Regions from separate parts of the Homo sapiens genome. Here regions 1 and 2 are each linked to region 3. Evidence: read pairs that join two places in POLR2A ChIA-PET (ENCODE). Cell type or tissue: HepG2. All regions are shown on one strand.

Evidence for each region. ChIA-PET counts read pairs that join two places held together with the same protein. Peaks named below come from ENCODE experiments on the same cell type or tissue, not always from the same donor. Only the 100,000 strongest peaks of a DNase experiment are listed, where the experiment ranks them.
Region 1: POLR2A ChIA-PET joins it to region 3 with 20 read pairs; 3 of 35 experiments call an interaction of 5 or more read pairs at or near these places.
Region 2: POLR2A ChIA-PET joins it to region 3 with 17 read pairs; 3 of 35 experiments call an interaction of 5 or more read pairs at or near these places.

The regions. Positions count from the first base shown.
Region 1 is chr12:71,533,933-71,541,932 of GRCh38, forward strand. It overlaps LGR5 (leucine rich repeat containing G protein-coupled receptor 5), which reads left to right. Exons shown (of 18, transcript NM_003667.4): 4 at 1,183-1,254. LOC105369833 (a long non-coding RNA gene) reads right to left here. Exons shown (of 4, transcript XR_001749200.2): 3 at 45-124. Among named protein-coding and RNA genes, the nearest start is that of LGR5, 98 kb to the left of the region's middle. In HepG2, no CTCF peak of the experiment used is centred here; DNase peaks (open chromatin) are centred at 2,499 and 3,129.
Region 2 is chr12:71,549,577-71,557,576 of GRCh38, forward strand. LGR5 (leucine rich repeat containing G protein-coupled receptor 5) reads left to right here. Exons shown (of 18, transcript NM_003667.4): 5 at 3,497-3,712; 6 at 7,043-7,114. The region is part of intron 2 of LOC105369833 (a long non-coding RNA gene); the gene reads right to left. Among named protein-coding and RNA genes, the nearest start is that of ZFC3H1, 110 kb to the right of the region's middle. In HepG2, a CTCF peak has its summit at 2,169 (motif pointing left); a DNase peak (open chromatin) is centred at 3,715.
Region 3 is chr12:71,434,601-71,442,600 of GRCh38, forward strand. LGR5 (leucine rich repeat containing G protein-coupled receptor 5) reads left to right here and starts at 5,198. Exons shown (of 18, transcript NM_003667.4): 1 at 5,198-5,692. The coding sequence starts at 5,481. It overlaps LOC124902962 (a long non-coding RNA gene), which reads right to left. Exons shown (of 3, transcript XR_007063364.1): 2 at 6,868-6,987. In HepG2, a CTCF peak has its summit at 7,710 (motif pointing left); DNase peaks (open chromatin) are centred at 4,551, 5,111, 6,081 and 6,471; H3K4me3 peaks cover 4,399 bases.

The DNA.
Region 1 (8,000 bases), 99 kb after region 3:
CCTGGTGCACTGGAAAACACACCAAGCTTTGGAGTTAGACACACCTGGGTGGAATTCCAGCTAGTCAAGTAGTGAACAGAAAGAAACTTCCTTTGCAGAGATGAAAGAACCAGGCAGATTGTTTCTGAAACACAAATACAAGTTTGCAACTTAATAAGTAGAAATATTTCTTTAAAACTTCTGCTTTCCTAAAATAGTCTTCTGCCTCAGGCTTACATGGACTACAAAATACTGGGAGAAAAAAAATGTGCTGCAGAATTCTTGTGTTATAAACATTTATGAATAAGGTAGCAAAATATAAGGAATCTCATGGGAATTTGTTTCCATGCTATTTCCTCATTAGCAATGATATATTTTTATTTCATAGCTTCCAGGCGTTTCCATTCTGTAGTCCCCATATTATGAAAAACTGTTCAAGATTTTCAAGTGCAAGTGCAAAAACACAAATACTTCACAAAAAGAATTTAGCTTATATCAAAATAAAGCCATGCAGAGAAGGGAGACAATTTTAGCCTCCTACCATTATCCTTATTTCCATTTGGTGTAACTTATACAAGTAGCAGATCCTTTAAAAAACATATATAAGAGCATGTCATTTTCCTACATATGCCCTTCAACAGTGGTTTCTCATCACACATAAAATAAAGCCTTATGGTGGCTGGCAAAGCCCTCCATGAGATGGTCTCAGGCTCTCTCTCCCAACCTCGAGTCCTCACTCATTCCTCAGAAACAGTTGGTCCTTTGCTGCTCCTTTAACAAGTCAAGCAAGCTCCCTCCAGCCTCCAGCCCTTGTACTTACTCTTCTCTTTTCCTTGGTAACTTTTCCCAAATATTCACAAGGATTTTCTCCCTGTATTCCTTCTGGTCTCCAGTTAAATATCACCTTTCAGAGAGACCTTCCCTGACCACCTTTAAAATAAAAATCTCACCCCCTGATACCATCTATCCCAAATTCATAGTTTTGTTTTTTATTCATAGTACTTATCACTTGTCTCATGTTAATATATTCATTTGTTCATCTTTAATTATCTTCACTCTTCACAGGAATTTCAGCTCCCCAAAAGACAAGACTTTGTCTGATGCTCTGTTGTTTTTCTGACACCTGGAACAGTGCCTGGCCTTGTTTAGGCCTGTTATTGTTCATTTTTTTTAACATTTTTCTTTATTTCTTTTAACATACAGTATGCTGCAGAATAATCAGCTAAGACACGTACCCACAGAAGCTCTGCAGAATTTGCGAAGCCTTCAATCCCTGTAAGTATAGTAGACATTGCAAAATATATTTAAGATCAATTTGGGAAGAAGCATTGAAATGTTCAGTTGACCATTTTAGTATGTTCCTTGGTTGGGAGTCATACCTAAATGTATTGTGAATGAGAGCCCATTAGAGTAACAACTCTTCATAGCCTCATTGAGCAATATGTATGGGAGGAACCAGTGTTGGAGTTTGGGGTTTTAGGGTGGACATTTAATTGCAACATCTCCAGTCCAAAGCACTACTTCCAAGATCCTGTCCTACATTCCCTTGTAATATTCTTGCTTCTGAATTCGAATAAGAAATAGTGCTTTCCTTTTACCTAAAAAAAAAAAATAGATGCTGTAATCTAGACATTTTGACATCTTTGATTTATTCTGTTTTAGGATTATTTGAGTTGCCTTGTAATCAAGTTTTTTCGAGTCAAATAAAGGCTTACTATTTTAGTACTGCCTATATAATACATTAGGGATCCTCAAGTCAGGAGCCTAAGATCTACTGGTATATCCTGAAGCTTCCCCATCACAGAACACAGATGTGCAGACATGGCCATAAACAATCCCACAGATACAAACATACCTTAGATTCACACACCACACACAGACACATGGACTCACAGAGGTGTTGGTGTTCCCTACTCTGAATCCACAACTTTTCCATCAGGAGTTTCCTACCCCCCTACACACACTGATTTAAAACTTCTGAATAAATAAAATTACTCACAAAAGAACATTCTCCCAGCTAAATGTTTTGGAACTTGTATTGTAAGCAGTTGATTGTAGTGATTACTTGGCAAGTCTATACCACTACTATTTAGTCAGTAAATCTTCCTCCCATTAGAATGTATAAGTGTTTACAATATACTGCATGATGTCCAATATATCACACGTGTGATATATGCTGTAATTTTACTTACAATGGAGATGCACATCTGCCAAACAAAATACTGGGTTGTAGTTCGTGATGAGGAAGATAAATGCATTAAAAGGGCAAATAAATATTGATAAATATTGTGGACTCCAGCTGAAAATTGTTGTAAAGAATCCTTCGGTTAATAATTACATATAGTTTGCTTAATGCGTTTTACCGAGGTAACATAGAAGGAGGACTGTGAGATTTGAAGATGATACTTTCGTCCTTTGATCTTTTTTTCTTTTTAATGAAAGAAAATCTGTGCTTGAGATCATTTCAAGCCTTTTACTCCAGTCAAACAAAGTGACTTCCTAGGTTTTCACCAGCCTATAGATAAACAAGCCCACAAGGGCCCCTTTGTGGTATGAGATAGGTCTGTTGTATTTTCTGGAGCTCCTTAATGTCATGACAGTATCACTTCTCCTTTGTTGCACAAGCCTTTACCTGAAGGAAAGAAGAAACAGCTGGAGAAGCAAAACAGCCTCAAGTTGGGGTATCTGTGTGGCAAAATTGAAATGGTGATAATGGCGGTAGCCAGTAGGAACTTTAAACAGCTGCAAGGCAGGCAGTAGATAGAAGGATAAGAGTTTGTAACCAAAAGCCACTATCAGCTGAAAGAAGATCACAAACAGAACACAAACAGAAGTGAACTCTTTGAGAAAAAGAAAACCATGAATCTTTTGTTCACTGGAACTGGTGGTGCCTGCCTGATAAAGGTGTTCAGATTTAGTTTCTTACAGTCTAGATATTCACTGTTCACCAGGTGTCTCTACATTTGGTTTCTGGTTTTGCAAAAAGAATAACATTTTGAAACTTTATAACTATGTGTTCCCTGTGAAAAGGTCAAGGGTTAACTTTCTGGTTTGACACTGACCACATCCAAACTAAAGGATCTAGATAGATACTCGGCCCCCAGTTCACACTGGATTGTATCAGCTGGGTTATGCAATGTTTGTCAGGGGCCCCTTTGTCCAGAGCACAGACAGACCAGTGTGAGTGTTGAATGTTGACAATGTGTGCCAGTGTCCCACTTTTTCTCACTGATATTTTTTGTGCAGCTTTGATGCAAGACTTAAGAGTTGTCAAAAAAAAAAAAAAAAGCATGATATGTTGGGAGGTTAAAGTGGGAGGATCACTTGGAGGCCAGGAGTTTGAGATCAGCTTGGGCAACATAGTGAGACACCCCCACTGCCATCTCTACAAAATAAAAATTAAAAAACTTAGCTAGGTGTGGTGACATGTGCCCGCAGTCCCAGCTAGTCGGGAGGCTGAAGCAGGAGGATCACTTGGGCCCAGGAGTTTGAGGTTACAGGTTACAGTGAGCTATATCATGCCACTGCACTCCAGCCTGAGCTACAGAGCACCACTCCAGAGTAAGAAAAGAAAAGAAAAGAAAAAAGAAAAGAGCATGATAAACATAGGCTGAACCACCAACTCTGCAGATACCATATTGTACCAACAAAAGGAGTGCCCTACCCATACATACACAAGGCCAGTTTGGAGGTTTAGGGTATATTGTGCCCCTTTAAAGTTCTATTGTCCTGGTTTTAAAGTATTTAATTGTACTTCTCCTTCTTCCTTTAAGCACGTCTAAAAATAAAAACATTAGTTTGAATTTACTGATCATTACAAACATGCATTCCTTATCCATTCTCCATTCATTTTCCAGGCCATACGTTAGCCTCTGTGCTTCCGTATCAATAAAGTAATGATGAGAGTAGGACTCTGCCTCATCCACACTGCCAATGCCTAGAAAGTCTCCACTCCATTGCCATCTCTTCTTGGACTGGAGTCAACCCTTAGATCTTCACTTAGCCTTTTTTTCTACATGGTTTCCCTTTTTTTTTCTTTTCACTCTCTTGAATTCACTTTATTTTTCTCCACGTTATTATTTTTCTTGGATTATACATTCACTCTTTAAGAAGCACTCTACCCTTGATAGGGGCTGTGAGCTCATTGTCTTTATACATGCCTGGCCTTGTATAAAGAGTAATGGCAAAAACCACATTTACTTTTGTACCAACTGAATAACTTCTACAGCAGGCCTTCTCAACACTGGCTACAAATAAGATTCTTCTGGAAAGACCCAAAGCCTAGACTGCAGCCTAGAACAATTAAAATCAGAATCTCTGGCCAGGTATGGTGGCTCATGCCTGTAATCTCAGCGTTTTGGGAGGCTGAAGTGGGAGGATCACTTGAACCCAGGAGTTTGAGACCAGCTTGGACAACATAGTGAGACCCCTGTCTCTCTATAAAAAATTAAAAAGTTAGCTGGGCATGGTGGCCTGCGCCTATAATCCCAGCTACACATGAGGCTGAGGTGGGAGGATCACTTGAACTCAAGAAGAATTCGAGGGTACAGTGAGCCCTGATCATGCCACTGCACTCTCTGAGGATAGGACTCATGCATGCACTAGTGTTTTCTAACTGGCTTAATTGCACAGTTAAGTATTTCCTAAGTGAAAATTAGGAAAACTATTGACCTGACCTGGAGCATTCCCTCAGATGATCTGCAAAGTATTCTCCAGAACTCTTTTCAAACCTGAAATTACAAGCTTGAGTAATGCAGTGAGATGCTGTCTCTAAAAATAATTAAGTAAATAAATAAAATTGGCTGGGCGTCATGTGCATGACTGTAGTCCCACCTATGCTGGAGGCTGAGGTGGGAGGATCATTTGAGCCCAGGAGTTTGAGGCTGCAGTGAGCTATGATCCTGCCACTGCACTCCAGCCCGGGCAATAGAGCAAGACCGTGTCTCTGAAAAAAAGGAAAAGAAATACCTGAAATAATAACAAAATCCATACTTTGCACTCTTCTATGAGCTAATAATATACTTAAAATATAAAAGTCAGGCATTGTCTTATTTGTGTTTAATTGAAAACAGCTTGCATGCCTATGCATTCCACTGATAACCCAGGGAGATAAAGTTAAGAGGCCACATGCTCTATCACCCTGCTATTCAGATTTGTTCTGTGGGCCAGCAGCATCAGCACTGCCTAAGAAATGCAGAACACTTGGTCTCAGCTCTGTCTTACTTAAAAAAATCTTCATTTTAACAAAATCCTAGGTGATTCGTAGGCAAAATGCATTTGAGAAATTAAAATTGTTAGTGTTCTATAACACTAACAAAGTGGTCTACAAATCAAAAATGGTTGAAAACGACTGACGTAGATCATTTGCATTCTTTGCTCCACCCATATACACTTGGCTTCCTTGAATAAAGTTTAGGAAATTTGATACACTGAAATTGGTAACATTGCTGTCAGGAAGAAACAAATTGTGCTCATGTTTCAAGGAATGTTAATTTTCCACTTATTCCACATATACAAAAGATGTTTTGTTCATAATGGAAACACATAGGTACACTTGTGGTTTTTTTGTTTTGTTTTGTTTTTTGAGTTGGAGTCTCACTCTGTTGCCCAGGCTGGAGTACAGTGGTGCGATCTCAGCTCGCTGCAACCTCCACCTCCCAGGTTCAAGCGATTTTTCTGCCTCAGCCTCCTAAGTAGCTGGAATTACAGGCACCTGCCACCACGGCTGGCTAATTTTTTGTATTTTTGTAGAGACAGGGTTTCACTATGTTGGTCAGGCTGGTCTCGAATGCCTGAGCTCAAGTAATCTGCCTGCCTTGGCCTCCCAAAGTGCCGGGATTACAGGAGTGAGCCACAGTACCCAGGCCACTTGTGTTCTTTTAACTCTTCTGATGCTAACAAATTGCTGGGCTAAGGAATAAGAGTGCAGGCCCACAAGCCAGAGCCCAGAAGCCCAGAGCCTGCCCCTGTACAGTATGTACATTTGGCTTCTGACATGGCAATGACTTCCCAGACACCAATTAGATTTTTTGTAATGTAATCAAATATAACCTAATTTCCTTTCTGTTTTTTGGAAGGGAATAGGAAATGTAATCAGAATTCACAGTAAGCTGTATTTTACCAAAAAACTTTTGGGAGTATAGACATTTGAGGACTAGAATCAGATTACAGTGATTTGATGGAAACTCAAAACTTAACCCTCCCATACCCTCACACTTTTATATTAATAGTTAAGAAATCAATCTATTTAAAAAATTGCTTCATTTGTGATTGTCATTAATGAATTTTAAGCAACTCACTGTCACTAGTGAAGTTCAAGATGACCAAAGAGAGTTGCATATTCATGTTTGTCCAGATAACCAGAGTACTATTTAATGCCTGTTGGTTTTTATTCCAAGTGTGCACAAGTGAAGCTAACTGTGGAATTTGCATAATCGCAAAGGTAATAGGTTGGCAAATAGAAAATGAAAGAAGAATTAAACATATCTTTATTATTGTCTCTATTCTCCAATTAACTAATATTCATCTTCAGAATATGACTATATTTTAAAACTCAAGAATAATGTATAATTTCTGCCTGGCACACCAGCTGCCCATACATCTTATTATGATATCATCTTCAGGGCTATAGAACCCACCCCTGGACTCTATAAAATGTCAATAACTTCATCGGATTCTGCATGGTAATCTTTTCCTTACAGTAGTCAAAAAAGAGAGAGAAAATAAGTGAGAGGAATGGGTGAGGAGGAAGACATGGGGCTCACTGTGCTGAGCAGGAGGTAAGACAAGCCTAGAACCAGGAGCAGTTTTCTCCCATTAATATCCAGGAGGCTATTGGGCTTCAGACATGGGATATAGAATGGGAAGGAAGTAACAGAAGACAAGGAAGTGTAAGCAGACCAAAAGAAAGAAGATGAGGTAGCCAAAAGAATAAGATTAAAGGATCAAAGGGGTTAAAAAAACAGTGGTTTTAGTATTGGTGATATTCCTTCCACTAAAATAGTCTCCAGAAACAGAAATCACAAGCCTATACAATAAAAATGAACCGTGACTTTAGTTTGTTTTGCTTTCTTCACAAAAGTGCCAGGGTATTAGGTACGTATTGGGATGGAGGTGAACTTAGAAGTTCTAGAGGCCAAAGCATTTGTCTATTGCACAGTGAAGCGTTCACTTCACGGAACCATATGCAGATCAGCACCCAGTGAATTCTTATGAGGAGGAAAAGTTTTGCCCGGACTCTTCTCCAATTTGAACATTGGGGAGAATTATTTTAACAGGAAAAGCTCCTTCTACATAATGTTTACAAGAAGAGAGAGCTAAAATTGGAGCATTGTCCACAGAATCATATAAGGAGGGAAAAGTGAATACTTTATGCAATAGCCATGCATGAAAGATTCTTATATCAGGTTACCTGCCAGTCCTGTGATAAATTGCATGCATGGCAGTCATATCAGAGAAATAAAGAGAATATGGGTATTATGGAATGAGAAGTAAAATAAATTTTTTTAAAGCTTGTGGTGTAAAATGAAGGTTAACTTTGGAAAGTAGATTGAACTCTTGGTTACAGAGATGACTACCATATAAGTGAGGCACAGTCTTTCTGCCTTTTCAGGATAAACACGGTCTGTGATCAGTTGTGAAAAGACACATAAGGAAAGCAGCAGAGAATGTGAATATTGCAAAGACAAAATCAGAATGTGGAATTGAATGCACTTCCATGGTTATCAAAGCAGCAGCCTCCCATATTTACTAAACAGTTTTACTTCCATCATCATGCTTTATCCTCACAGAAACCTCATGAAGTAGGTGCTGAGATTATTCCCTCCTTAGTACTGAGGAAGCAAAGAGTGCAGAGAGGTCAGCTGATCTTCCCAAGGTCACATGATTTGTAACGGAGTCAGGCTAGAGGTGAGTCTGGGATAAGAACCCTAGTTTGCCACCAGATTCCAGAATCTGACCATTTCACCACCACATTATCTTACCTCCCTCAGAGAATCCTCTGCAGAAAATGGGCACTGATG
Region 2 (8,000 bases), 110 kb after region 3:
TTGTCAATTATTCCTTAACAAAGCTGGAGGAGGAAATTAAATCAGATAATGCCTTTGAGTGTGAACAATATACCTGAATTAGGTTTAGACCACTGAGGCCAGGTGGATATGAACTCTAAAACACTGCATTTAGAAGGAGTATCATTTATTGAGAGCTTCTTATATGAAGAAACTGTTTAGTAGAGAGATGTGTTAATGCTTCACTCAGGACATCTGAAGGTCTATGCTGTTGAGCATTAAATCTGGGAATATTAGTATTTAGAGTGTTCGATCTCTGAAGAATTCTCCTGTCTTACTCATTTCATTTCAGATAGCAAATTGGTATAAGATAATAGTGTGGAGGCCAGATTATATCCTTTTTTCTGGGGGGAAAAGAAACGTGATTCATAAAAGATATTTGTCCAGAGAAATGGCTATATTAACGTTGGGAACTGATACCTGGGTCACTTCAAGATACAGCAGAAACTTTGGTAGGAACATAAAATACCAAAGAAGACAATCCTATGACTTCATGCTGAAAGAGCCTTTTCCATAAATGCATCCCAGTGTTTGCAATGAACTTTTTTGTCATTTTCAAGACTTTTATTTTTTTATTTTTTTTTTATTTTCTGTTGGCCAGGCTGGAATACAGTGGCAAGATCTCGGCTCACTGCAACCTCCACCTCCTGGGTTCAAGCAATTCTCGTGCCTCAGCCTCCCAAGTAGCTGGGATTACAGGCATGCACCACCACACCCACCTAATTTTTGTATTTTTGGTAGAGATGGGGTTTCACCGTGTTGGCTGGGCTGGTCTTGATCTCCTGACCTCTGTCTCCCTAAGTTCTGGGATTACAGGCATGAACCACTGCGCGCAGCCCAAGACTTTTAGAAACCACTCATACTTTCTTTTTTTTTTTTTTTTTAAGACAGAGTCTCACTCTGTTGGCCAGGCTGGAGTGCAGTGGCATGATCTCGGCTCACTGCAGCGTCTGCCTCCTGGGTTCAAGCGATTCTCCTGCCTCAGCCTCCCAAGTAGCTGGGACTACAGATGTGCATCACCACACCCAGCTAATTTTTTTTGTATTTTTTATAGAAATGGGGTTTCTCCATGTTGGCCAGGCTGGTCTGGAACTCCTGACCTCAGGTGATCTGCCCCCCTCAGCTTTTCAAAGTGCTGGGATTACAGGTGTGAGCCAACGGGCCCAGCCACCACTCATACTTTCAATGCATAAACGACTGGCAATGATCAGTCAACATATCAACAAAAACATAGAAGCTCATATTATTAAGTCTCTATCCTTTAATCAGTGCAATAGTTAAGGAGAGTTTACATGTGTGCTTTACTTCTAGTCAAACAAAAGCAATCACCTCTTTATCTCCTGATGAAATTATACCTTATTTGAGCATAAGCCAGGCACATTGTTGCTAGAGAAAGGAAAGAGAGATGGTGTTGAATTTTCTAAACATTTGTGGCTCCATTTGTTGACAAAACCTTAAGATGTTTGAAAGCTGTGTTTCTGTTGCTGACAATGATAGTTGTTCTATTGGAAATTTAATCGTAAATGGGGTATGACACCCAACTCTTAAAATTTGCTCCAAGTGACGTTATCTCAGCTATTATCAAAATGTGGCCCAAGGAGGGCCTTTGAGGCATCGCTTGTTCCTTCCCATTCAGTCTGTAGAAGCAGGAATCAGAAGATGATTGAAGTGGCATAGTGGCCAAAAGTGAGGAAGCTGCTTTCTATAGAAATGAGCTTCCTCCCAACAAAGAATTTCATTTCTAAATTGTTTAATTTTGGTTTGCAGGAGATTATTTTGTGATCCTGGTGTGCTTCCTGCATCTGTTTAGTCTTAAATGCTTCCAAAAACATTTTTCAAAATCCACTTCTGATTTTCTACTCCTTCCTAATACGTGGACCACTAAAATACAACTCTTCTTTTTTTTAATCCTACCTTTGAAAATGCAAATGTGTGCGTCTTAAAAGCAGATTGGGAAAAAAAACAAGTGAGAGCTGTTGGAAGCATAGTTTGAGTGATGTTGGTTCTAGTATTCATGCATCTTACAGAACATTGCAAACGATGTGAGTTTTGTCACTTCCATACGAAAAGTTAGGACCTTTAAATTATAGCCACTGTTTATGTTGGACTGGGGCAAAATAAATGTATTGCACTCCCTCTGCTGGCTTTTAGGTGGCAACAGCTCATTAACCAGACTTATTTTTAGATGTATTTCCCCATTTTAAAACAGATAAAAATGGAGTGTGGGAAAAGGAAGCAAAAGCTGGAAAGTTGTTAATTTTATTATTCATTTAAAATGTCAGAAAAACAAACATCTGCTTCATACAAATGGTTAGGATAAGCAAGAAAGCCAGCAGTTTTCAGGCCTTTCAGTGTTGTCCTAAGAAAAAGGATAGGGCCCCTTCTCTGTTTTCCCTGAGGCATGTCTCTAACAGTCTTTAAAAATGTACTCAGTTCCAGTGAGAACACGTGGACACAGAGAGGGGAACATCATACATGGGGGCCTGTCGGCAGGTGGGGGGCAAGGGGAGGGAGAGCATTAGGACAAATACCTAATGCATGTGGGGCTTAAAACCTAGATGATGTGTTGATAGGTGCAACAAACCACCATGGCACATGTATACCTATGTAACAAACCTGCATGTTCTGCACGTGTATCCCAGAACTTAAAGTAAAATAAAAAAATTAAAAATTAAAAAAAAATTACTCGGCCAGGTGCGGTGGCTCACACCTGTAATCCCAGTACTTTGGGAGGCCGAGGTGGGCAGATCGCATGAGGTCAGGAGTTCGAGACCAACCTGGCCAACATGGTGAAACCCTGTCTCTACTAAAAATGTAAAAATTAGCCAGGTGTGGTGGCAGACGCCTGTAATCCCAGCTACTCGAGAGGCTGAAGCAGGAAAATCGCTTGAACCCGGGAGGTGGAGGTTGCAGTGAGCCGAGATCGCGCCATTGCACTCCAGCCTGGGCGACAAGAGCGAGAGACTTCGTCTCAAAAAAAAAAAAAAAATTACGCAGTTCCTTCAAATACTGAAATGAAATAATCTTTTCCCAGAGCTTACTGAACAGCTTATTAGACTAGTATGTTTAGTATGTTCAAAACAGTCAGGGAAAGCAAAAACATTCCTTTGGCTTAGGGTGGGAGGAGGAAAAGGATATCTCTATGCTAGTGTCAGAAAGAAACTAAAAGATCATCACACTGAAACTCCATACCTCAGGGGAGGCCACTTCCATCCATGAGAGAACATTACCTACAAGCCTGGAAGAGAATTATAGCACCATGGAATTTTAGAGCCAGAGGACCTAGGAAGCAACAGTCTACACATGAATGAGAAGGAGAGATCATCTGGAGAGGAAAATGCTCCAGATGTCAGGGCTCTCGGGGACCCCAGGCCCTGTTCCACTCTTGTTCATCATGCATGGGGAGGGTTTTCCTGCAAAGTTGACCTTCTGCTTGGGCTTTGCTCTCTTTTCCATTCTTGCTTTCTTTCTTCCACAGGCGTCTGGATGCTAACCACATCAGCTATGTGCCCCCAAGCTGTTTCAGTGGCCTGCATTCCCTGAGGCACCTGTGGCTGGATGACAATGCGTTAACAGAAATCCCCGTCCAGGCTTTTAGAAGTTTATCGGCATTGCAAGCCATGACCTTGGCCCTGAACAAAATACACCACATACCAGACTATGCCTTTGGAAACCTCTCCAGCTTGGTAGTTCTGTAAGTTTTATTGATTTTGCTCTCTTTTAACAGTTTCTAATGTCACTGGAAGACCTTGGCCTTAAAATGCTGGCTCTTCAAAGCTCAAATGGGGACATTTTAAGGGAGGAAAACCTCCTGAGCCCCTCCCCAAAATGACTTATAAATGCTCCAATTGTGTAAATGACTTAAACAATACTTATCAATTACCTGCTAGATGCCAAGCACAGCAGGGCATACAAAGATAATGAAATATGACCTGTGCCTTAGAGAAGCCCCTTGCATGTTGCACAAGGAGTCACCGCACTGTACAGTTAGTACAGTAACCTAAGTTAAACATTCCTTATTTTAAAAAATAATTGATAATTCAGGTCAAATTGAAAGATGCTCTTCTTATTATCTAATAAGAACTTTGTGAACCCTTACCAAGGAAAGAGAAGTGAGAACAAATGATGTAACTGCTCAATGAGTTCTTTTTGCCCACTGCCCAAATAGAGCCAATTTATTAAGACAAGAGAATTGCAATAAAGAGTAACACACAAGGCCGGCACAGTGGCTCATACCTGTAATCCCAGCACTTTGCGAAGCCAAGGCGGGTGTATCACTTGAGGTCAGGAGTTCGAGGCCAGCCTGGTCAACATGGTGAAACCCCACCTCTACTAAAAGTACAAAAATTAGCTGGGCGTAGTGGCACATGCTTGTAATCCCAGCTACTAGGGAGGCTGAGGCCGGAGGATCAATTGAACCCAGGTTGCAGTGAGCCAAGATTGTGCCACTGCACTCCACCCTGGGGAAGAGAGTGAGACTCTGTCTCAAAAAAAAAGAAAAAATAGTTTAGCACACATACAGCCAGCTCAATGGAAGACTAGAGTTTTATTATTACTCAAATCAGCCTCCCTGAAAATTCAGAGGCAAGAGTTTTTTAAAGATAGTTTGGCTAGCAGGGAGCTAGGGAATGGGGAATGCTGATTTGTTGGGTCAGGGATGAAATCATAAGGGATTGAAGTTGTCCTCTTGCTCTGAGTCAGTCCTGGATGAGGGCCTTAAGACCACATGGGCCAGTTTACCCATCTGGGTGGTTCCAGCTGATCTATCAGAATGCACGGTCTGAAAAATATCTTGAACACCAATCTTATGTTTTACAATAGCGATGTTATCTATAGGAGCAACTGGGGAGGTTAGGAGTCTTGTGGCCTCTGGCTGCCTGACTCCTAAACCATAATTTCTAATCTGTGGCTAATTTGTTACTTCTACAAAGGTAGCCTGGTCCCAAGGCAAGGAGGGAGTTTGTTTCAGAAAAAGACTGTTATCATTTTGTTTCAAAGATAAACTATAAACTAAATTCCTCCCAAAGTTAGTTCAGCCTATGCCCAGGAATAGACAAGGGCAGCTTGGAGGTTAAAGGCAAGATGGAGTCGGTTAGGTCAGATCTCTTTCATTGTCATATTTTTCTCACTGTTGTATTTTTGCAGAAGTGGTTTAATTGACAGCATGTTATGCATTTGCACAGTTTTTTCCCACCATATGTCTAGATTTCATTATTTTAGTAAATCCAAAATGATTCTCAAACAAGTAATAGTTTGAAAAATAATCAGTTTTCTTTAAAAATGTAGCAGTATGACCCCCACATGTATAATATAATAACCAATCAATGAGGAAGGCTTCTTCTCACTATTTCTCTCTTTGCTTCATGCCCACCCACTGGCCCACCGCTCTCTTCAATCATTCCACTTGATGACATGTCTGTCCCTTGCACTGTAGTATATACTCCTTTGAGGGCTGGCCAATATCTTATTTATTGTTTTAGGTTCCCCTCAATCTCCTTCCTTATATGCTGCATGTAGAATATCCTCAATGAATATTACATAAATCTCACCTAAAACCAAAATTTATTTATTAGAAAAAAAATCTTAGTATGGAAGGAAAAGAATTTTTTGTGATATTAAAAAATTTCTACACTGAATTTCACATATAAAGATGATGCTACTGACCCACCAGAAGCTGGGTATGTGCTTTAATTTCTTTTCCTCCACTAGAGGAAATGGATTTACACAGATCCAGCTGTACTTTTTCACCCTATCCTCCTTAAGCCCATTTTCTAAAATCCTTTTGAGAGTTGGTCCAGTTTTCAGTTGTGCACAGCTGTTCTCACTGGCTCTGACCTAACTGACTTACCAATTGAACCAAAGATGATAATTATATACACTAATACTGTGTCAAGATAACTAATCTCCTTGGGCAGCAGAAAAATCTGATTACCATTGCCTGTGACTGAAATCATTGTTTCCTGTTGACCTGTGCTCCCGCCCTGGGAAGGTAGCCATTATAGGCCTTCATCTTTATTAGAAAATGTGCTTGCTACATCTATCCTCCAGGTGTCAATGATGGTCAGTATCTCTGCTTAACATCCTATATCCCAAAGCCATGCTGAACAAACTATGCTTACAAATATGCCTTGAGAATGTAAATTAGTTCAACCATTGTGGAATACAGTGTGGCAACTCCTCAAAGACCTAAAGACAGAACTACCATTTGACCCAGCAATCCCATTACTGGGTATATACCCAAAGGAATAGAAATCATTCTATTATAAAGACACATGCATGTGTATGTTCACTGCAGCCCTATTCACAATAGCAAAGATGTGGAATCAGCTGAAATGCCCATCAATGATAGACTGGATAAAGAAAATATGGTACATATACACCATGGAATACTATGCAGCCATAAAAAAGAACAAGATCATGTCCTTTGCAGGAACATGGATGGAGGCCATTATCCTTAGCAAACTAACACAGGAACAGAAAACCAAATACTGAATGTTCTCACTTAGAAGTGGGAGTTAAATGATGGGAGCACACATGGACACACAGAGGGGAACAACACACGCTGGGGCCTCTCAGAGGGTGGAGGGTGGGAGGAGGGAGAAGATCAGGAAAATAACTAATGGGTACTAGGCTTAATACCTGGGTGATGAAATAATCTTTACAATAGACCCCCATGACACAAGTTTACCTACATAACAAACCTGCACATGCACCCCTGAACTTAAAAATTAAAAAAAAAAACAGCCTTGAAACCCAAAGTTACTTATATCAATTATGTTCCTCATATTATTATACACACCCTGATGTCCTGAAGCTAAAAGGTAAAAAACTGTGACTGTCTTTTAAATTCTGTGGTATAGAATCATCTGTGGTATGAGTGAATGCAGCATATAGCCATTTTTTACATTGGCTTCTTATAAGTAGTGCATTCTTCAGTATATGTTTCTTTGGATTTAAGCTATCAAAATGTTAAGTGTGGTCTGTGCAGTGTGCCTTCCTAACTATCTGTAATGTTCTACTGCAGACATCTCCATAACAATAGAATCCACTCCCTGGGAAAGAAATGCTTTGATGGGCTCCACAGCCTAGAGACTTTGTGAGTTGACCTTTTATTTGTTTCCCTTTTTTCAGTATTTTCATGAATATTCTGAAGAATCAAAATAGCCTTAAAGCCAGACTTTGTTTGGTTTGGTTAATTGCCTAAGCTTTCAACAGATATTTACAGTGGCATTATCTTACACACACAACCCCCACAGAGCTAAACAATAAAACTGGGATTTTATTTTAATCTAATGAGAGTGATAAATTAGTTAGAATCATTATAAATTAAATGAGATGTTCTCTACTAAGCAGTGACTATTTGCTTAGAAATGTGTAGTCTCTGTCAAGGATCACTCAGGCTCACTGTTCATGAGTCTGGTACTCCCTGCTGAATGAGAGGATGCAGGCCAGGCCAATGCCTGCGTCTTCAATCTCAGATGAACAGGCATCTCTTTAGGAAACAGTGATGGCTCATGCTAAAGCAATTCAAAAGATGAAAAAGGGACTGGGCGTGGTGACTCATGCCTGTAATCCTAACACTTGGGAAGCCAATGCGGGAGGATCGCTTGAGCCCAGGAATTTGAGGCTGCAGTGAGCTGTGACCATGCCACTGCACTCCAACCTGGGTGACAGAGCAAGACCTTGTCTCAAAAAAAGAAAAAAGAGTGAAAAGTAATAGTAGCTACTATTTATTGAATATATCTATAATCAAATATTGCACTGAGCATTTGGCATACATTGTTTTAATTACTTCTTACAGCCATCCTATGAGAGCAGATATTACTATCCCATTTTAGGCTCTAGTGAGGTAAAGTTATTACATATCTAGTCAGTAGCAGAACTGAGATTTGCTTTCTCCTCTAGTCTGATTCTGAAATCCATGTTTACTACTACATACTACTTCCAAAGAATAAGTCAAAAGTTCAGTTCTTAATTGGTAC
Region 3 (8,000 bases):
ACAAAAACAAAAAAAAAATGGGACCTAATTAAATTAAAAAGCTTTGGCCAGGCACGGTGGCTCATGCCTGTAATCTCAGCACTTTGGGAGGCCGAGGCGGGTGGATCACAAGGTCAGGAGATTGAGACCATCCTGGCTAACACAGTGAAACTCCGTCTCTACTAAAAATACAATAAATTAGCCAGGCGTGGTGGCGGGCACATGTAGTCCCAGCTACTCGGGAGGCTGAGGCAGGAGAATGGCAGGAACCCAGGAAGCAGAGCTTGCAGTGAGCCAAGATCATGCCACTGCACTCCAGCCTGGGTGACAGAGCGAGACTCTGTGTCAAGAAAAAAAAAAAAAAAAAAAAAAAAAGCTTCTGCACAGCAAAAGAAATAATCAGCAGAGTAAACAGACAACCCACAGAATGGGAGAAAATATTTGCAACTATACATTTGACAAAGGACTGGTATCCAGAATCTACAAGAAACTCAAACAAATCAGCAAGAAAAAAATAATAATCCCATCAGAAAGTGAGCTAAAGACATGAATAGACATTTCTCAAAAGAAGATACACAAATGGCCAATAAACACATGAAAAAAATGTTAAACATCATTAATCATCAGAAAAATGCAAGTTGAAACCACAGTGAGATACCACCTTACTCCTGCAAGAATGGCCGTTATTAAAAAGTCAAAAAACAATAGACATTGGCATAGATGTGGTAAAAGGGGAATACTTATACACTGCTGATGAGAATGTAAACTAGTACAGCCTCTGGAAAACAGTATGGAGATTTCTTAAAGAACTAAAAGTAGATCTACCATTCAATTCAGCAATCCCAGTACTTGGTACCTACCTATATTTGTCTGTTCTTTCTTTGCTATTAAGAACTACCTGATACTGCGTAATTTATTTTTTTAAAAAAGAGGTTTACTTGGCTCATGGTTCCAAGGCTTTACAGGAAGCATAGTGGGGGAGGCCTCAGAAAACTTATAATCATGGCGGAGGGTGAAGAGGAAGCAGATACCTCTTCACATGGGAGAGCAGGAGAGAGAGAGGGTGAATGGGGAAGTGTTACACACTTTTAAACCACCAGATCTCATGAGAACTATCATGAGAACAGTAAGGGAGAAGTCGGCCTCCATGATTCAATCACATCCCACCAGGTTCCTCCTGCAACAATGGGTATTACAATTCAACAAGAGATTTGGGTGGGGACACAGAACTAAACCATATCATTCCATCCCTAACCCCTCCCAAATCTCATGTCCTTTTCACATTTCAAAACACAATCATGCTTTCTCAACAGTTCCCCAAAGTCTTAACTCATTTCAGCACTAACTCAAATGTCTACAGTCCAAAAGAGCCTGTACCTGTACCCTTTTGTGTATGAGCCTATAAAATCAAAAACAAGTTAGTTACTTCCAAGATACAATGGGGGTACAGGCATTGGGTAAATGCTCACATTCTAAAAGGGAGAAATTTCCCAAAACAAAAGGGGTGTATGCCCCATCCAAGTCCAAAACCCAGCAGGGCAGTCATTAAATCTTAAAGCTCCAAAATAATTTCCTTTGACTCCATGTCTCACATCCAGGCAACACTGATGCAAGGAGTTGGCTCCCAAGGCCTCAGGCAGCACTGCCCCTGAGGCTCTGAAGGTAACAGCTTCTGTGGTGACTGCTTTTATGGGCTGGTGTTGAGTGCCTGAGGCTTTTCCAGACACATGGTGCAAGGCGTGAGTGGATCTACCATTCTGGGTTCTGGGGGATGGTGGCCGTCTTCTCACAGCTCCACCAAGCAGTGCCCTAGTGGGGACTCTATGTGGGGGCTCCAGCCCCAAATTTCCCCTCTGCACTTCCCTAGTAGAGGTTCTCCATGAGGGCTCCACCCCTGCAGCAGACATCTGCCTGGACATCCAGGCATTTCCATACATCCTCTGAAATCTAGGTGGAAGCTCCCAAGCCTCAACTCTTGCCCTCTGCATACCCACAGGCTTACCACCAAGCGAAAGCTGCCAAGGGTCAGGGTTTACACCCTCTGGAGCAGCTGCCTCAGACATATTTGGGCCCTTTTAGTCATGGCTAGAACTGCAGTGGCTGGGATGCAGGGAGCAGTGTCTTGAGGTTGGTCAGGGCAGTGGGGCTTAAGGAAGTGGGACACCCAGACCCTGGGGCCAGCCTGCAAAATCATTCTTCCTTCCTAGGCCCAGCTTGAATTACTCCTGAGAAAATGGGTTTTTCTTTTCTACCACTTGGCAGGGCTGCAAATTTTCCAAACTTTTACACTCTGTTTTCCTTTTAAATATGTTTCAGTTTCAGATTATCTCTTTGCTCACAAATATAAGCTTATGCTGTTAGAAGCACTCAGGTCACATGTTGAATGCTTTGCCACTTAGAAATTTCTTCTGCCAGATACCCTAAATCATCATTCTCAAGTTCAAAGTTCCACAGATCTCTAGGGCAGGGGCACAATGCCTAGAACCTCTTTGCTAATGAATAACAAAAGTGACCTTTGCTCCAATTCCCAACAAGTTCTTCATCTCCATCTGAGACCACCTCAGCCTGGACTTCAGTGTCCATGTCACTATCAGCATTTTGATCACAACAATTTAACAAGTCTGTGGGAAGTTTCAAACATTCCCTCTTCTTCCTGTCTTCTTCTGAGCCATTCAAACTGTTCCAACCTCTGCCCATTACCAAGTTACAAAATTGCTTCCACATTTTCAGATATCTTTATAGCAATGCCTCTCTCCTGGTACCAATTTTCTGTATTAGTCCATTCTCACATTGCTATAAAGAACTACCTGAGAATGGGTAATTTATAATGAAAGAGGTTTAATTGGCTCATGGTTCCACAGGTTGTACAGGAAGCATGGCTGGGGAGGCCTCAGGAAACTTACAATCATGGTGGAAGAAGAAGGGGAAGCAGGCACGTCTTCACATGAGGAAGCAGGAGAGAGAGGGCAAAGGTGGAATGCAACACATTTTTAAACAACCAGATCTCATGAGAACTCACTATCATGAGAACAGCAAGGGGGAAATTCACCCCCATGATTCAATCACCTCCCACCAGGCCCTTCCTCCAATGCTTGGGATTACAATTCGACATGAGATTTGGGTGGGGACACAGAGCCAAACCATATCACTATTCAAAGGAAAAGACGTTATTATATGAAGAAGACACATGCACACGTATTTTTATTGCATCTCAGTTCACAATTGTAAAGATGTGGAACCAACGTAAGTGCCCATCAACCAGTGGGTGGATAAAGAAAATGTGGTATACATACAGCATGGAAGAGTACTCAGCCATAAAAAGGAATAAAATAAAGTCTTTTGTAGCAACTTGAAGGGAGCTGAAGGCCATTATTCTAAGTGAAGTAACTCAGGAATGGAAAACCAAATACCATATTTTCCCACATATAAGTGGGAGCTAAGCTATGAATATGCATAAGCATACAGAGTGTTAAAACGGATTTTGGAGATCCCAAAAAGGGAGGGTAGGAGAAGGGTGTGGGATTAAAAACTACATATTGGGTACAACATACACTACTTGGGTGATGAGTGCACTAAAATCTCAAAATTCACCGCTGTATAATTCATCCATATAACCAAAACCCACTTGTACCCCCAAAAGCCATTGAAATTTTTTTTAAAATGTTTAAAAAAAGGAAGAAAGACACAAGGTAGGCATTCTTTAAATGTGGAAAGAATGGCTAAGGGAAGCAAGAATAATGTGAGAATAAGCACAGAGTAGCAGTGAATGTGGTATACATAGGGAAAAGTGAAGGAAAAGGGTGTCCAGAGACGCGGGCTCTCTGTACTGATTGTGCGGAAACCGGAGTTAACTCACAATTTTCAGTGGCACTAGCACTGTCAAGTGCTTTGTTTGTTGTTTGTTTTTTCACCCAAGAAAGGAAGATGTTCAGACTACAGATTGTGGTCAAGAAATTATATATTTTAGGTGAACAAACAGCGAGGTTTGGACATGAAGGAAGGCACATACACTGCACAGAGAAACAGCTCTTCCCAACTCTAAAATTTAGACGTTTATTTGGGAAATTTTGTTGGGCAGTCTAAATGCAGGAAGATTAAAAAGGACTTGGAAAATCAACAGGGTATCCTGCCTTCATGATGCTGTGAGGCATTGTGCCCCAGAGTGAAAACTGCATTTTTGTGAGTTGGTGTGGCAGGCTTGGAATACCACCTCTTTCAGCAGCTCACTCAGGTCTGGCGAGGGCTATTTGTACCTCAACGAGGGCTTCTCTCCAAGAAAGCCCTGAATCCTTTTCCTCCTTTTTCCTGCAGATTCACTATAGGACACTTTTTGAAGCAAGAGCATGCATTTTCCCCCTGGCGCTCTGCAGCGGTTCTCAGAGCCCAGTGTCACTCACATAGGTGGGACTGCTCTCAGTTCAGAGAGCGCTGGGACACTTAAGATGAAAAGTCCCTGGAAGTTAGCAAACAGCCATCTGTCACTCTGGCATCGATTTACTAAAAGTGACTTCTAGGGTATTCTAAACCACTTTTAAAAAACAAATGAGTCACTTCGACTTCCTCACCCCGCAAGAGATAGGAAGGCAGCAGTGGAGTGCTCGCTCAGGAGCTGTATTTGTTTAGCGATTAGCCTAGAGCTTTGATTTTAGGGCAAAAGCGAGCCAGACAGTGCGGCAGACGTAAGGATCAAAAAGGCCACCTATCATTCGCCGGGGACGCCTGCCTCCTTACCCTGATAACGTAACTATTTCTCTGCATAGGATTTTAGTTTTTGTGTTTTTGTTTTGTTTTATTCTGTTTAATCACTTCAAGTATCTCATCCATTATTTGAAGCGGGCTCGGAGGAAACGTGCCGCATCCTCCAGTCCTTGTGCGTCTGTTTAGGTCTCTCCGAAGCAGGTCCCTCTCGACTCTTAGATCTGGGTCTCCAGCACGCATGAAGGGGTAAGGGTGGGGGGGTCCCCTATTCCGGCGCGCGGCGTTGAGCACTGAATCTTCCAGGCGGAGGCTCAGTGGGAGCGCCGAGAACTCGCCAGTACCGCGCGCTGCCTGCTGCCTGCTGCCTCCCAGCCCAGGACTTGGGAAAGGAGGGAGGGGACAAGTGGAGGGAAAGTGGGGCCGGGCGGGGGGTGCCTGGGAAGCCAGGCTGCGCTGACGTCACTGGGCGCGCAATTCGGGCTGGAGCGCTTTAAAAAACGAGCGTGCAAGCAGAGATGCTGCTCCACACCGCTCAGGCCGCGAGCAGCAGCAAGGCGCACCGCCACTGTCGCCGCTGCAGCCAGGGCTGCTCCGAAGGCCGGCGTGGCGGCAACCGGCACCTCTGTCCCCGCCGCGCTTCTCCTCGCCGCCCACGCCGTGGGGTCAGGAACGCGGCGTCTGGCGCTGCAGACGCCCGCTGAGTTGCAGAAGCCCACGGAGCGGCGCCCGGCGCGCCACGGCCCGTAGCAGTCCGGTGCTGCTCTCCGCCCGCGTCCGGCTCGTGGCCCCCTACTTCGGGCACCATGGACACCTCCCGGCTCGGTGTGCTCCTGTCCTTGCCTGTGCTGCTGCAGCTGGCGACCGGGGGCAGCTCTCCCAGGTCTGGTGTGTTGCTGAGGGGCTGCCCCACACACTGTCATTGCGAGCCCGACGGCAGGATGTTGCTCAGGGTGGACTGCTCCGACCTGGGGCTCTCGGAGCTGCCTTCCAACCTCAGCGTCTTCACCTCCTACCTGTAAGTACTTCCCCACGTCACTCCGGGAGAGAGACTAAGAGGGGAAGGAAGGTTCGTCCAAGGCGAGGCTGGAGGCTCCTCGGCGCCCGCCTGCTCGTGGGGGAGGGGGGCGAGTTTGTCAAGGGCATCCTGGCCAGGCCTGTTAGGGCCCCCAGAGAAATGCACGTGTCTCGGGGAGTAGCGTGCCGGCACTTTCTGGACCCGCAGAGAAATGGCTTCGAGTGCAACCCGGGAAAGCGCTGCTGCGCCGCAGCTTCCCAGTCCAGCGCTAGAAACATCGCAGGGCGAATTCCTGCAAATGCAGGCATTTGCGTGCGGAGTGGACATTTGTGACCCAGAGCCTGGTACCCAAAGGCAGGCTGCCATCTGGTCCCCGCCCCAACCGCCTCTCTGCGTCTAGTCGCATTCCACGAAAAGATGGTCTGTAGAAAGTTTCCCCAAAGGAGAAACAACTTGCCCAGCTCCAAAGGGTTTTTAGTCTGCATCCCTTGCACTGTGACGTGATGTAACCTTTTTGGGGTTTTTTCCTCTTTTCCTCCCTTCCTTCCTCCCTTCTTCCTTCCTTCCCTCCCTCCTTTCTTTTTATTTTCTTTCTTTTTTAACGGCGTGATTAAAATGTGGCAACCACAAACCCCGATTAGAGCTGCCAGAACGTTATCTTTACCTTTGGCTGCCCGCGCCGCCCTTTGAAGTGCCCGCGGCCGCTGTGTAATCTTTAACCATCTCTTCCCCCGGGGAGGAAAGGGGAAGTGGGCTGAAGGCTGTTGGGCTGGTAAACAGCGGCACCGACACCCAAAGGGAGACCTGAAGCTCTCTATCATCCCTGGGGGATTCTCCCACCCCTTCTCTCCCCACTGCAACTTCCAAAGCCCTGAGGCGGCGGCTCATTGCGTAATTTTTTCTGTGGAAAACCCAGGCCCGAAGGTAACAGGTAGTTGGGTGAACGCGGTGACCCAGGAGGAACCCTATTCTCGGAGACCAAGGCGACTACTCTCTCCACCCCCGTGCAAAGCATCTGGGGCTTCATTCCTTCCAGCAGAGAGGCCAGGTTCTAGGCCACTCTGGGAAACAGGTGCTCCTTACCACAAGGTGAAACATTTAGGTTTTAGATCAAGACATTGCAGCGAGCCCACCCCAAGCCCATGCAGTCCCAGTTTTCGGCTTCTCTGATGTACCTTGGCAGGAGAGAGTTGGGATGTTTGTGAACCAGTTCTTCCATCTGTTTAGTTGTTTTCTGGAGGGAAGAAACATGAAGAGGCTTGCACAACATTTTCCACTAGGTAGTGATTCTTTTTCTGGAGACAGAGTGAGGAAGAAAAAAACATCTTTTACTTGCTTTAATATTGTCTTTAAAGAAAGGTACCATTCTGCTAGATTTTAGGATTGGTAGATGGCAGGTCGCCTCCTCCTCTACCATAAAGCTATTTTGACTGCTTTTTCTTTTTTACCTGAAAGAATGTTAAAACTGTTTCCCCACCAGGTTTCCCTTCAATTGCACTCGTGCATGTGGTAGTGATATCGTTCCAGGAATGGAAATCTCTCCTAAATGATCACGCTCTCAGAATTCACATTTCCTCCTCCTGAACAGCTATCTCTACTACAAAGCAGAATACTCATCCCCAACCACTCTAGTTTAACTGCTAAAGTCAGTGTTGCAAGGATCCCGCGCTCTCCAATGCAGTGAATTTCTGAGACCAGTTTGGCAATTTTGCTTGGCAGCCTATAACTCCTCTTCCCCATCACCCTGAAGAAGTTTGACTGTATGCAAGGGAGGTGTGCAGTACCCCCAGACACTTAACTTACTATTTAAATCATACATTCATTATAAAATATGTTTAAGGATACAGAAAATAAGCTTATGAATAGTTCCAGATTGCTTGCTTCTCTCACTTGAAAGAACAAACATTTGTTAGGCTTCCGTTACTAAAAGTTGGCATAAAATTCTGCTTTAAACCATTTCCCACATACCTCAAATGCATTTAACTGTGTCCTCCATGTGCTCAGGGGAACTTACTGCCACCTACTGCCAATGTTCCCTATCTATCTATAGATAGAACAATCTATCTATCTATATTATAGATAACCTCTTGAAGTTAAGATACTATTAGGAAATTAAGTGCCATATTATTCTCATGTGATGACAGCCTGTACCCTGGCCTAAGAAGACATTTTCCCAGTGCCCTGTGAAATATTAAACTCAGAGTATCTGTAAAAAGTGATACAGTAAATGTTAAATACTTATTTCTAATGCAACACAGTTCAGGGAATATGAGTGCTGAATATAGAAGTCAGTCCTGAAGTAAATAAG